Regions from separate parts of the Homo sapiens genome. Here region 2 is linked to region 1. A link is an interaction called in ENCODE POLR2A ChIA-PET data of the cell type or tissue named here. Cell type or tissue: CD4-positive, alpha-beta T cell. All regions are shown on one strand. Each heading gives the region's core, and the rest is flanking DNA. Links, peaks and the distances in the headings are about the cores only. Region 1 has its middle 8.6 kb from the start of TLR9. Region 2 overlaps WDR82 (WD repeat domain 82).

What was found. ChIA-PET counts read pairs that join two places held together with the same protein. Peaks named below come from ENCODE experiments on the same cell type or tissue, not always from the same donor. Only the 100,000 strongest peaks of a DNase experiment are listed, where the experiment ranks them.
Region 2: POLR2A ChIA-PET joins it to region 1 with 6 read pairs; 21 of 35 experiments call an interaction of 5 or more read pairs at or near these places.

Annotation. Positions count from the first base shown.
Region 1 is chr3:52,214,364-52,219,735 of GRCh38, reverse strand. No RefSeq gene overlaps it. Among named protein-coding and RNA genes, the nearest start is that of TLR9, 8.6 kb to the left of the region's middle. In CD4-positive, alpha-beta T cell, for the core only: no CTCF peak of the experiment used is centred there; DNase peaks (open chromatin) are centred at 1,005, 2,195 and 2,495; H3K4me3 peaks cover 837 bases; H3K27ac peaks cover 4,485 bases.
Region 2 is chr3:52,268,937-52,274,308 of GRCh38, reverse strand. WDR82 (WD repeat domain 82) reads left to right here. Exons shown (of 9, transcript NM_025222.4): 2 at 3,500-3,597. Among named protein-coding and RNA genes, the nearest start is that of MIRLET7G, 3.3 kb to the right of the region's middle. In CD4-positive, alpha-beta T cell, for the core only: no CTCF peak of the experiment used is centred there; DNase peaks (open chromatin) are centred at 1,278 and 2,538; H3K4me3 peaks cover 3,247 bases; H3K27ac peaks cover 4,839 bases.

The DNA.
Region 1 (5,372 bases), core at 72-5,071:
TGCACCCGGCTTCTATATGTGATAGTGTACATTTCAGGATAGAGCTGGGAGCCCCAATGACCAGTGTTTGGAGAGGTCAGGGTCTGTCCTCAGCAGGATCTCCTCCACACTGTGTGTGGAGCCATGAGGAGCGTCAGGCCTGGAGCCCCTGAGGGGCCCTCTCTTGGGCTGGCAGCCTACACCATTACCACAGCCAAAACTGCCCTTTGAGGAGCAGGGGAGAAATATGCAGGCTGACAGGTTGGAGCTGGGGCCCGGTTTGGCCGGTCCAGGCCAGTTTGAGATCTGCTTGTCCACTCAGGGCCTCTGGAGGGGAGAGCTAGAGCTGGCAGCAGACAGCTAACTTGGTGGGCTCATCATGGCAGCCCTTGGAGGGTTGCTTTTGCCCTACTCCCCAGGGCATGGCTGTGGGGGAAGTCTATGCTGCCGTCCTCTTTCTGACTTGGGTACAGGGGCTCCTGTGGTGGGCTGTAGATCCCTGTTATCTGCTCATCTGAAAGAAGGAGGGTCTCTGACCTACCAATCGGAAGCCCTGTGCCCCACGTGGGCTCTGACCCAACCTGTCATCCTTCCTTGGCTGCCTGCAGAGAAAAGAAAACAATAGTCTTTTCCCCCTGGCTGGAGTCTAGGGAAGTCCACTGTTGAGTGGCTCTGAGACTATTCTGGCCACAATCAGGGGCAGGGACAGGAAGCTGGAAACAGAATCCCATTCAGGGAACCATATTTTGCATGTGGGAGGCAAGGCAAACCTGCCTGTCTTGGGATTGCCAGGCCCACCCTCCAGCAGTTCCTGGTGGACCTTCCATCTCCCCACCCCCCACCCACGCTCACAGCCCTGATGCTTTTGGGGCTGGAGATTCAGGAGAGCATTTGGAGAGGAAGCACACGGGCCATGGTAGGGGGCTGTTGGGCTCGGCTCAGGTGAGTCTGGGGGTCTGTGGCACTTGGCTCTGTGCTGTCTACGTGATCAGAGAAGCCGCGCACCACTATCTCAGGTCCTGCAGGAAGTGGTTGGAGCTGGGCCAGGGTGGGGCTGGGTGGGAGGCGGCGCCCTCTGCATTGTAGTCAGGAAGGGTACTCAGAGATGGCTCCAGGTTCTCTCCTCCACACGGCGGCCATCCTTGCCCATCAGCACGGCCAGGAAAGAGACAGGACTCAGGCCAGATTGCCTGGGCTTGCCTGCCAGTTCTGCCATTTGGATTGTCTCAGGCAGGTGACCTCCCCTACTGGAGCCTCAGCTTGCTCGCTCTATAAATGGGAATGAGCAGCGCCACTCTGCAGGACGTTGGAGGGATTCGTACACTATGGGTAAGGGTCTGAAACACTGAGCAGGGCCTCAGTTATTATTAGGTGATGGGATTTACACGCAGGACCCTCAACTGATGTGGCTTCAGTGTTTCTCTCTCCACCCAGTGCCTCCCAGGGCACTGACAGGGTTCAGATGTGGTTGCATCAGAGGCACATGCAGCTGGGACAGTAGCTGTCTCTGGGAGCAGGACCAGGGCTCCTGGGAAAGTCCATGGACCTGGTGTTATCCCCTCGTGTTGGGGAGCAGAGAGTGCTTCCCAGCACAAGGAAGTAGAGGAGCAGGCATGAGACTCAGGCAACCTGATAGAGGAAAACTTCAAGGAGAGGAATGTCTGTTCACTAAGATTTCAAATACAGTTTGCCCTTTTCCCTTTAGGACACCTTATTTAATGCCGTCAGCTTCTAAATATCCTTAGAGAACTTTCATGACATCGTAGTTTCACACTAGAGTTGCTTATAAAAGCCAAACTTCCTTTCTTTTCTTTCTTTTTTTTTTTTTTTGTAAGACGGACTCTCGCTCTGTTACCCAGGCTGGAGTGTAGTGGTGTGATCTTGGTTCACTGCAACCTCCGCTTCCCGGGTTCAAGCGATTCTCCTGCCTCAGCCTCCCAAGTAGCTGGGATTACAAGTGCGCACCATCACGCCTGGCTAATTTATTGTATTTTTAGTAGAGATGGGGTCTCATCATGTTGGCCAGGCTGGTCTCGGACACCTGACCTCAAGTGATCCACCTGCTTTGGCCTCCCAGAGTGTTGGGATTACAGGCGTGAGCCATGGAGCCCGGCCCAAACTTCCATTTTTAAGCAGTTCACGAATCCCGCCTACTTCCTGCAGATCACCCGGTCCTTCGTTCTCATAACCCCAAGAAGCAGGGAGGGGCACATGCACCTGAGGGCCTTGCTTCTGCTGGCTCTGGGTCTTACGAAGGAAGAGTGGATCTTCCTAAGCATTCAGGTAGCAACATTACCCCAGCTGGAGGAGAACAATCCCATTTGAAGGAAGGGAGGTGATGGAGTCCTGGGCGTGGGAATGACAGGGACAATGGAAAGCCCTGAAAGCTCCTGTGAGGCAGCAGAGCCAGGAATGCTAAGCGAGGCTCGTTTCCTGAGCAGGAAGGAACTGAATCATGATTCCGAGGTGATGTGGTTTCCATCAAGCCCTGTAGCCTGCCTAGGTGTATGGTTTTATCTGATGGGAGTGTGACTCAGCCGAGCTCTGAGGGTGTGTGCCCCAGGCCCACTGCCAGCTTCCTGGGAAGGGGTGCCAGCCCAACTCTGTACAGAGAGGAGAAAACACAGCTGCCGTTTCTAGAGCTACGAGAAGGGAGGCGAGGTCAAAGGACTCTGCTCAACTCCAGCTGCTTGGTTTTGCTTCAGCTGTCTCAGTCTTTCTAGTAAACTTGACCTGTTGCCATTGGGTTTCTTTTTCTTTCATTCAGTACACATTTGTTTAGCATCCACTATGTATTAGGCACTGTGCTGGACTTTAAGGACACGGAAGTGAGAATACAGGGCACCTGTCCTCAGGGAGATGACATTACAACAGGGCAAATGGCCAGCAGGGGAAAAGTCATTGTGGGTGGTGACCAGAGCTCTGAAGGGCATCATGTCAGAGGCCAAGCAATGGTGAGACTGCAAGACGGTCTGCCTTAGCCGGCATGCTCAGCATGGTCTCCTTGGGGACCCTTGTCTGAGTGAAGAGAGGCAGCCACACCATGATCCAGGGGAGAAGCATACTGGCAGAGAAAGAATGGCTCACACCAGGGCCTGGAAGTTGCAGAGAACCTAGGTATTTGAGGCCCACAGTGAACAAACGAGGGTAGGATGGGAGACGGGTCTGGAGAACTGGATGGGACCTTGATCCCAACTTTGTCAGCCTGTGTGAGGAGCTTAGGGTTTTGTTTTGTTTTGAGATGGAATCTCACTCTGTCACCCAGGCTGGAGTGCAGTGGCATGATCTCGGCTCACTGCAACCTCCACCTCCTGGGCTCAAGTGATTCTCCTGCCTAGCCTCCCGAGTAGCTGGGATTACAGGTGCATGCCACTACGCCTGGCTAATTTTTTGTATTTTTAGTAGAGATGGGGTTTCACCATCTTGGCCAGGCTGGTCTCGAACTCCTGACCTCAAGTGATCTACCTGCCTTGCCTTCCCAAAGTGCTGGGATTACTTACAGGTGTGAGCCACCATGCCTGGCCTAGGGTTTTTGAGTCAGGGTCTCGCTCCGTCTCCCAGGCTGGAGTGCAGTGATGCAGTCTCAGCTCACTGCAGCCTCGATTGCCTGGGCTCAAACGATCCTCCCACCTCAGCCTCCCCCGAGCAGCTGGACTACAGGTGTGCACCACCACACCTGGCTAATTTTTAAATTATTTGTAGAGAGAGGATTTCCCATTGTTGCCCAGGCTGCTCTCACAAACTCCTGGGCTGAAACAATTCTCCCACCTCAGCCTCCCAAAGTGCTGGAATTACAGGCTGGGATTACAGGCATCAGCCACCATGCCCACCATGCCCAGCCTGAATTTAGAATTTAACCGGATTGTGACTGGAAGACCCAGGAAAGTTTTCTGCAGGGTAGGGACATGATCTGATTTTATTTTTAAAAGATCTTCTCTAGGAAGGCTGCTCTTGGGGTGAGTTGGGCAGATGCCATATGGTGGCATGATGAGGGTGGCGGCAGAGGAGGGGATGAGATGTGGCCGGGCCTGAGATGCACTTCAGAGGTGGAACTTACAGGACTTGCTAGTAGTGTGCATGTGAGGGAAAGGGCTGATTTCCACAGGAGAGGTCTGGGTGCCTGGGCAGATGAGAAGGCAAGAAGAAGACCAGGCAGCGAGGGGCAGCAGACCCTGGGTGCCCTCCGTGCCTGTGTGGTTGGAGGTACCTGTTTGACACCCAGGCAGAGATGGCAGTGCACAGATGCAGCTCAAAGCCCAGGCTGCGAGAGATTCTGTGGGGTGGGGGAGTTGAGTACAGTTAAGAGACGAGCCTGGTGGGGCCGTCAACATTCACAGCAAGACCCACCCAAATGGAACAAGAACCAGCTCATGGGGCAGGGGGAGAACAATCGGCAGAGGTTAGTGGCACAGACGCTTAGAGGAGAAGCTTCAAAAAGGCCAAGGACAACCACTGCAAATACCACTGAGATCCACCAAAGGAAGACAGAACTGGCCACCGGACTTGGCAAGATAGAGACAGATGTGAGAGACGAGCAGCCTTCCTAGAGAACAGGGATGAAAGGGCAACTGCTTAGAACAGGGGCAGCACAGAGGGGCAGGGGCAGCAAGAAGGGGGTCTGGACAGAGAGAGCTTATTTTTCAGAAGGGGGACAAAGCCTCTGCAGGCCAAGGAGAATGAACCAGCAGAGGGGGAGAAATTCTGCAGCAAAGAGATGGCTGCAGGACCATGCAAGAAACAACAGGACCTGAAATACAAACGGAGAGAGGCAGGATGAGGAGCACAAACCCCTCTGCCTTTGCTGGATGGGACACAACTACAGGTGCAGGAAGCTGACAGGCTGGAGGACAGGGTGGTGACAGACAAGCCAGTCTTCTGACGCCCAGACTTTCACAGGGAAGAATGGGGTCAAGGCAGTAGCTGAAAGGGAAAGTCAGGGGGAGGCAGCTGTAGCAGGACTGCTGGGCAGCACTGACTGTCCATTGAAGATGTGAAGTGAGAAGTTTAAAGTGAAACCGGCCGCCAAGGTGGTGTCACTCTTTCAAAACTGTTCAGTTGCCGGGTGCGGCTGGGTCAGCCACTGGATACAGTAGGCATTAAGGAGGTAGCAGGGCTCAAGCAGTGGGAGGTTCTGCTGCTCCTCCTCTGAAGCCATTACCAGAGCTCCAGTACTTCATTCAGTTTATTCATTCCTAGAATACAGACTGAACTTAAAGGGATGATGACAATTATTATTTTTTATTTCAGAGGCAGTCTTGCTCTGTCACCCAGGCCGGAGTGCAGTGGAGCAATCATGGCTCACTGCAGCTTCAAACTCCTGGCCTAAAGTGATCCTCTTGCTTTGGCCTCCCAAGTGTTGTGATTACAGGTGTTAGCCACTGTGTCTAGCCAAT
Region 2 (5,372 bases), core at 320-5,319, 54 kb before region 1:
GGTGTTAGCTACTGTGACCGGCCGAAGGCATAGTATCTTTATTAGATGACCCTAGTGTTAGAATTTGGGAGTTTGAAAATGGCTAAAGCAAGATTTTGTGTGCTTAGTATTTTCCAGTTTACTGGTCATTTAAATTTTCTTTACAATGGAGTTCGCCCATTGAGTGATATTTCAATTTGGAAGAGTATAAAGGATATTGTTTGTGGTAGGTGAAGCAAATTACTCAAAGTGAAAGGTTAATATTATTTTCCTTGTTGATGCTTGATCACCAGAATTATAGTTTGAGGAAGGAAGCTTACCAAAATATTTGAAAAATGTTGTGCATGTATTTTGTAAGACCCACATGGATGCAGTACAGTATAATCTTGCTTTCAAGTTAGGAAATGAGTCCAGGTGTGGTGGCTCACACTTGTAATCCCAGCACTTTGGGAGGCCGAGGCGGGTGGATCGCCTGGGTCAGGAGTTCAAAACCAGCCTGGACAATGTGGTGAAACCTTGTCTATACAGAAAAATACAAAAATTAGCTGAGCCTGGTGGCAGGGGCCTGTAATCCCAGCTACTCAGGAGGCTGAGGCAGGGAGAATTGCTTGAACCGGGGACGCAGAGGTTGCAGTGAGCCGAGATCGTGCCTCTGCACTCCAGCCAGGGTAACAGAGCGAGAATGTCTCAAAAACATAAAAATAATAAAAATCAAATTGGGAAATGAAATGAGGCAGTAGATTTCTGTTATCAGGAAAAAAAATCTCAGGTTAGTGTTTTTGATAAATTTGAGACAAATAGACCAGATCTAAGTGGAACCAGAAATTTTCCTTACACTATTCTCTTTCAACTTGTCAAGTTAGAGTTGGCTCTTCATGTTCTGTCTTTTTTTTTTTTTAAGACGGAGTTTCGCTCTTGTTGCCCAGGTCGGAGTACAATGGCGCGATCTTGGCTCAATGCAACCTCCATGTCCCGGGTTCCAGTGATTCTCCTACCTCAGCCTCCCAAGTAACTGGGATTACAGGTGCCCACCACCACACCTGGCTAATTTTTTTAATTTTTAGTAGAGATGGGATTTCACCCTGTTAGCCAGGCTGGTCTCAGACTCCTGACCTCAGGTGATCCACCCACCTTGGCTTCCCAAAGCCTGAGATTACAGGCGTGAGCCACTGCGCCCGGCCAGTTTCTGTCTTTGCTATTGTAGATGGGATGAAATAACTGATATAAACTTCTTCCACTGGTAGCAGAGTCAACTATGTAGAGAGTAAGTATACAGCCACACACTGAGACTGCCTCACTGGTTACCACACAGTAACCCCACATCAGAACCCCAGACAGTGCACTTGGCAAAGTAGCCTTTGCTGATCTTTTTAGGAGTGAAGTGTTATTTCAGTAAAGGTAAGAATGTGGAAAATCCAGTGTATTTGTAGTGAGAAGTCTGTTGGAAATGGGTTTCATGTAGGGAAGCCCTTGGCCTCACTTTAACAAAAATTGAAAGTGCAAATAACTGACTTCTTAAAGACTGCTTGAGTCGTGATTGTTTAGTACCTAGATTCTGAGAGGATTTTACATTGAGAGGATTAGCTTTCCTTTTCATAAATTGGAACTCTTGGTTAACATTAGTACAGGATTTATGAAATCTTTCTAAAGAACTAAATGTAGGACATTATGTTAAAGGCTTTCCTGTTTTTTCAGTTGATCGTATTGGAGAGTTATTTTAGCATTTGAATCTAGATTTACATAGATATTTAAGTCTCAAATTTTTATTTTTCTTTTTTTTTTTTTTGAGATGGAGTCTTGCTCTGTTGCCCAGGCTAGAGTGCAGTGGCGCGATCTCAGCTCACTACAATCTCTGCCTCCCAGGCTTAAGTGATTCTCGTGCCTCAGCCTCCTGAGTAGCTGGGACTACAGGCGTGGGCCACCACACCCAGCTAATTTTTGTATCTTTAGTAGAGATAGCGTTTCGCCATGTTGGCCAGGCTGGTCTCAAACTCCTGACCTCAGGCAATCCACCCTCCTCGGCCTCCCAAAGTGCTGAGATTACAGGCGTGAGCCACCACGCCCAGCCTAAAATTTTTCTAACTTAACCAGTATGTGTTAGAGTTTTTGGTTAAAGGTTCTGTTGAGACCAGTTTTAGCCTTGCTCTTCAAGGTTCTGTAAAGGGAGACATTTAAGGAACTTCAACAAATGGAGATTGATAACCTCTAGCTTGGAAATGTGTGATTTTTTGTCTGTTATTGAGGTGGAGTCTCACTCTGTCGCAGAGGCTGTATTGCAGTGGCACGATCTTGGCTTACTGCAACCTCTGCCTCCTGGGTTCAAGGAATTCTCCTGCCTCAGCCTCTTGAGTAGCTGGAATTACAAGTGTGTGCCACCACACCCGGCTAATTTTTGTATTTTTAGTAGAGACGGGGTTTCACCATGTTGGGCTGCTCTCGAACTTCTGACTACAGGTGATTTGCCTGGCTCGGCCTCCCAAAGTGCTGTGATGACTGATGTGAGCCACCACCTTGTGGCCAGAAATGTGTGATTTTGCTTTAAAGTAAAAGCAAAGGAACTATTTAACTGGTTTTGCTAGAGAAAGTTAGGCTTGCCTTCTAAAAGGCTCAGCAAGCGCTTTTGACCTGTAGGATAGGAAGGATGGATGTCTTCTGCAAGAGCAGGTTACATTAGCAAAGGCAAGCAGTTTTGCATCTGGTTTCAGTTTTGAGGAATCACTGCCGTCTTGAAAAAAAAAAACACAGAGCTTCTTTCTAAATGGATGTCTTGAGAAGAAAAGTTTGGCCTCTTGGGTTTGACATATTCTCATATCCCTCTTTGTTGTAAGTTAAGACTTGTTTTGTGTGCCTTTCTTCCCAAGTAGATGTACAGCCATGCATCACTTAGATGGGGATCATCACGTGAGTTTTTGTTGCAGCAGCATCATAGAGTGTACTTACACAAACCTGACGGTATAATCTGCACACACCTAGGCTGTTTGGTATGGCCCATTGCTCCTAGGCTACAAACCTGTACAGCATTTTACAGTACTGAATACTGTAGGCAATTATAATATAGCGTTAAGTGTTTGTGTATCTAAACATAGAAAAGGTGCCGTAAAACAGTTTAAGGGATTTAAAAAATGAAACATCGGTTGTAGAGGGCAGCTCTATTATAATCTTATGAGACCATTACCCTATGTGCTGTCTGTTGTTGATAAAAATGTCATCACATGGCACATGATTGTATTTTTTCTCAAAGCTTTTGAACATTGTAGTAAAGACTGAATTGAATCCCCAGATTTACTTTTACTTCCCACCTAACCTTGCCACTAGGTGTTCTAAGGTGGAAAGCTTCTTCAGATGGCTGTTGCTTGAGCGTTGTTTTTTCCCTTTTGGAAGAAGTTGTTTCTTTCCAGTGTTAGAACTTACCAAAAATCCTCACCTTTGCCACATCATTCAAGTGCTTCTCTTTATGTGGAGATCCCAGATTTTGATGATGGAGAATGTTCATGATTTTCTGTCTCTATTTTCTTATCAGACCAAAGAGAACCCTGTACAGTAAGAAATATGGTGTGGACCTCATCAGATACACTCATGCAGCAAACACAGTTGTTTACAGCTCTAACAAAATAGACGGTAAGCAAGCCTTTTTAGGAAGTTAAGGTCATGGTTTCCTTTGTTAAATAGTTCATGGAATCTTTGTGACTACTTCTGCTTTGTGACTACTTTAGTTTAAGTATTTTCATATAATGTTAGTAATGTTAATTGCATTGTTTTGACTGAAGGAATGCTGGAAGCAAGCCATTGGCACTTTTGAAGGACTTGGGACTGAGTATGAAAAGTCTTCAATTCAGAGTGGGGAGTGGAAAAAGGAAACAACTAATTGTGTTTATGATTTGTACTTCCTGACACTTAAAAGAACGCTTTTAAAGCCGGGCGTAGGGGCTCGCGCCTATAATCCCAACCTTTGGGAGGCTGAGGTGGGCGGATCACTGAGGTCAGGAGTTCAAGACCAGCCTGGCCGATATGGTGAAACCTTGTCTCTACTAAAAATACAGAAGTTAGCTGGGCACAGTGGTGCACGCCTATAATCCCAGCTACACAGGAGGCTGAGGCAGGAGAATCTCTTGAACCCGGGAGGCAGAGGTTGTGGTGAGCCAAGATCACGCCATTGCACTCCAGCCTGGGCGACAGAGTGAGACTCCATCTCCAAAAAGAACACTTTTAGAACAAATAAAAGGAAAGAACACTTGATACACAGCAAGTGATAAACAACAGGACTTTTTCTTTTAAAATGATAGAGATTTGAGAAAAGTTTCACAAATGCTTGAACTATGATAGTTTAAGGGAAGTTAGAACAGTTTTGGTGTTTTCCCAACCTTAGTCACTTCTGATTCCAGGAACGTTTTTTGATCTAAAGAGTAGAGTTACTTTTAGAAATTGAACTTGTGAGTTTCTTTCTATAATAAACAATCTCTGTTTTTGCCTGCATGTCTCGAGATAAATCCTAAGTTAACAGATTGTCTTGGTAACTGAACTGTAACACTTATTTTCATGTTAGAATTCTTTAATTTTTTAATTTTGTTTATTTTCTTTTGTTTGTCTGTTTTTATTTTTTGAGACAGAGTCTCACTCTGTTGCCTAGGCTGGAGTGCAGTGGCGCGATCTCAGCTCGCTGCAACCTCCGCCTCCCGGGTTCAAGTAATTCTCCTGCCTCAGCCTCCCAGGTAGCTGGGACTACAGGTGCATGCCACCATGCCTGGCTAATTTTTTGTATTTTTAGTAGAGACAGGGTTTCACCATGTTAGCCAGGATGGGTCTTGATCTCCTGACCTTGTAAGCCACCGTGCCCGGCCTATTCTTTATTCTTTTGAGACAGAGTCCTGCTCTTGTTGCCCAGGCTGGAGTGCAATGGTGCAATCTCGGCTCACTGCAATCTCAGCCTCCTGGGTTCAAGCGATGCTCTTGCCTCAGCCTCCCAAGTAGCTGGTATTACAGGTGCCCACCAACACGCCCGGCTAATTTTTGTATTTTTAGTAGAGTTGGGACTTCACCATGTTAGTCAGGCTGGTCTCGAACTCCTGACCTCAAGTGATCTGCCTGCCTCATCCTCCCAAAGTGCTGGGATTACAGGTGTGAACCACCACGCCCGGCCAGGATTCTGTTTTTAAACTTATTTCAGTGGATTATTGATGATCATCTCACATTTTGCAGTAAGGTTTTTTTTAGGCCGGTGGCTACATAGTGGCTCATGCCTGTAATCCCAGCACTTAGGGAGGCCTAGGAGAGTGGATCACTTGAGCACAGAAGTTCGAGATTAGCCTGGGCAACTTGGGAAAACCCCGTCTCTACAAAAAATACAAAAATTAGCCAGGTGTGATGGGACGCGCCTGTAGTCCCAGCCACTTGTA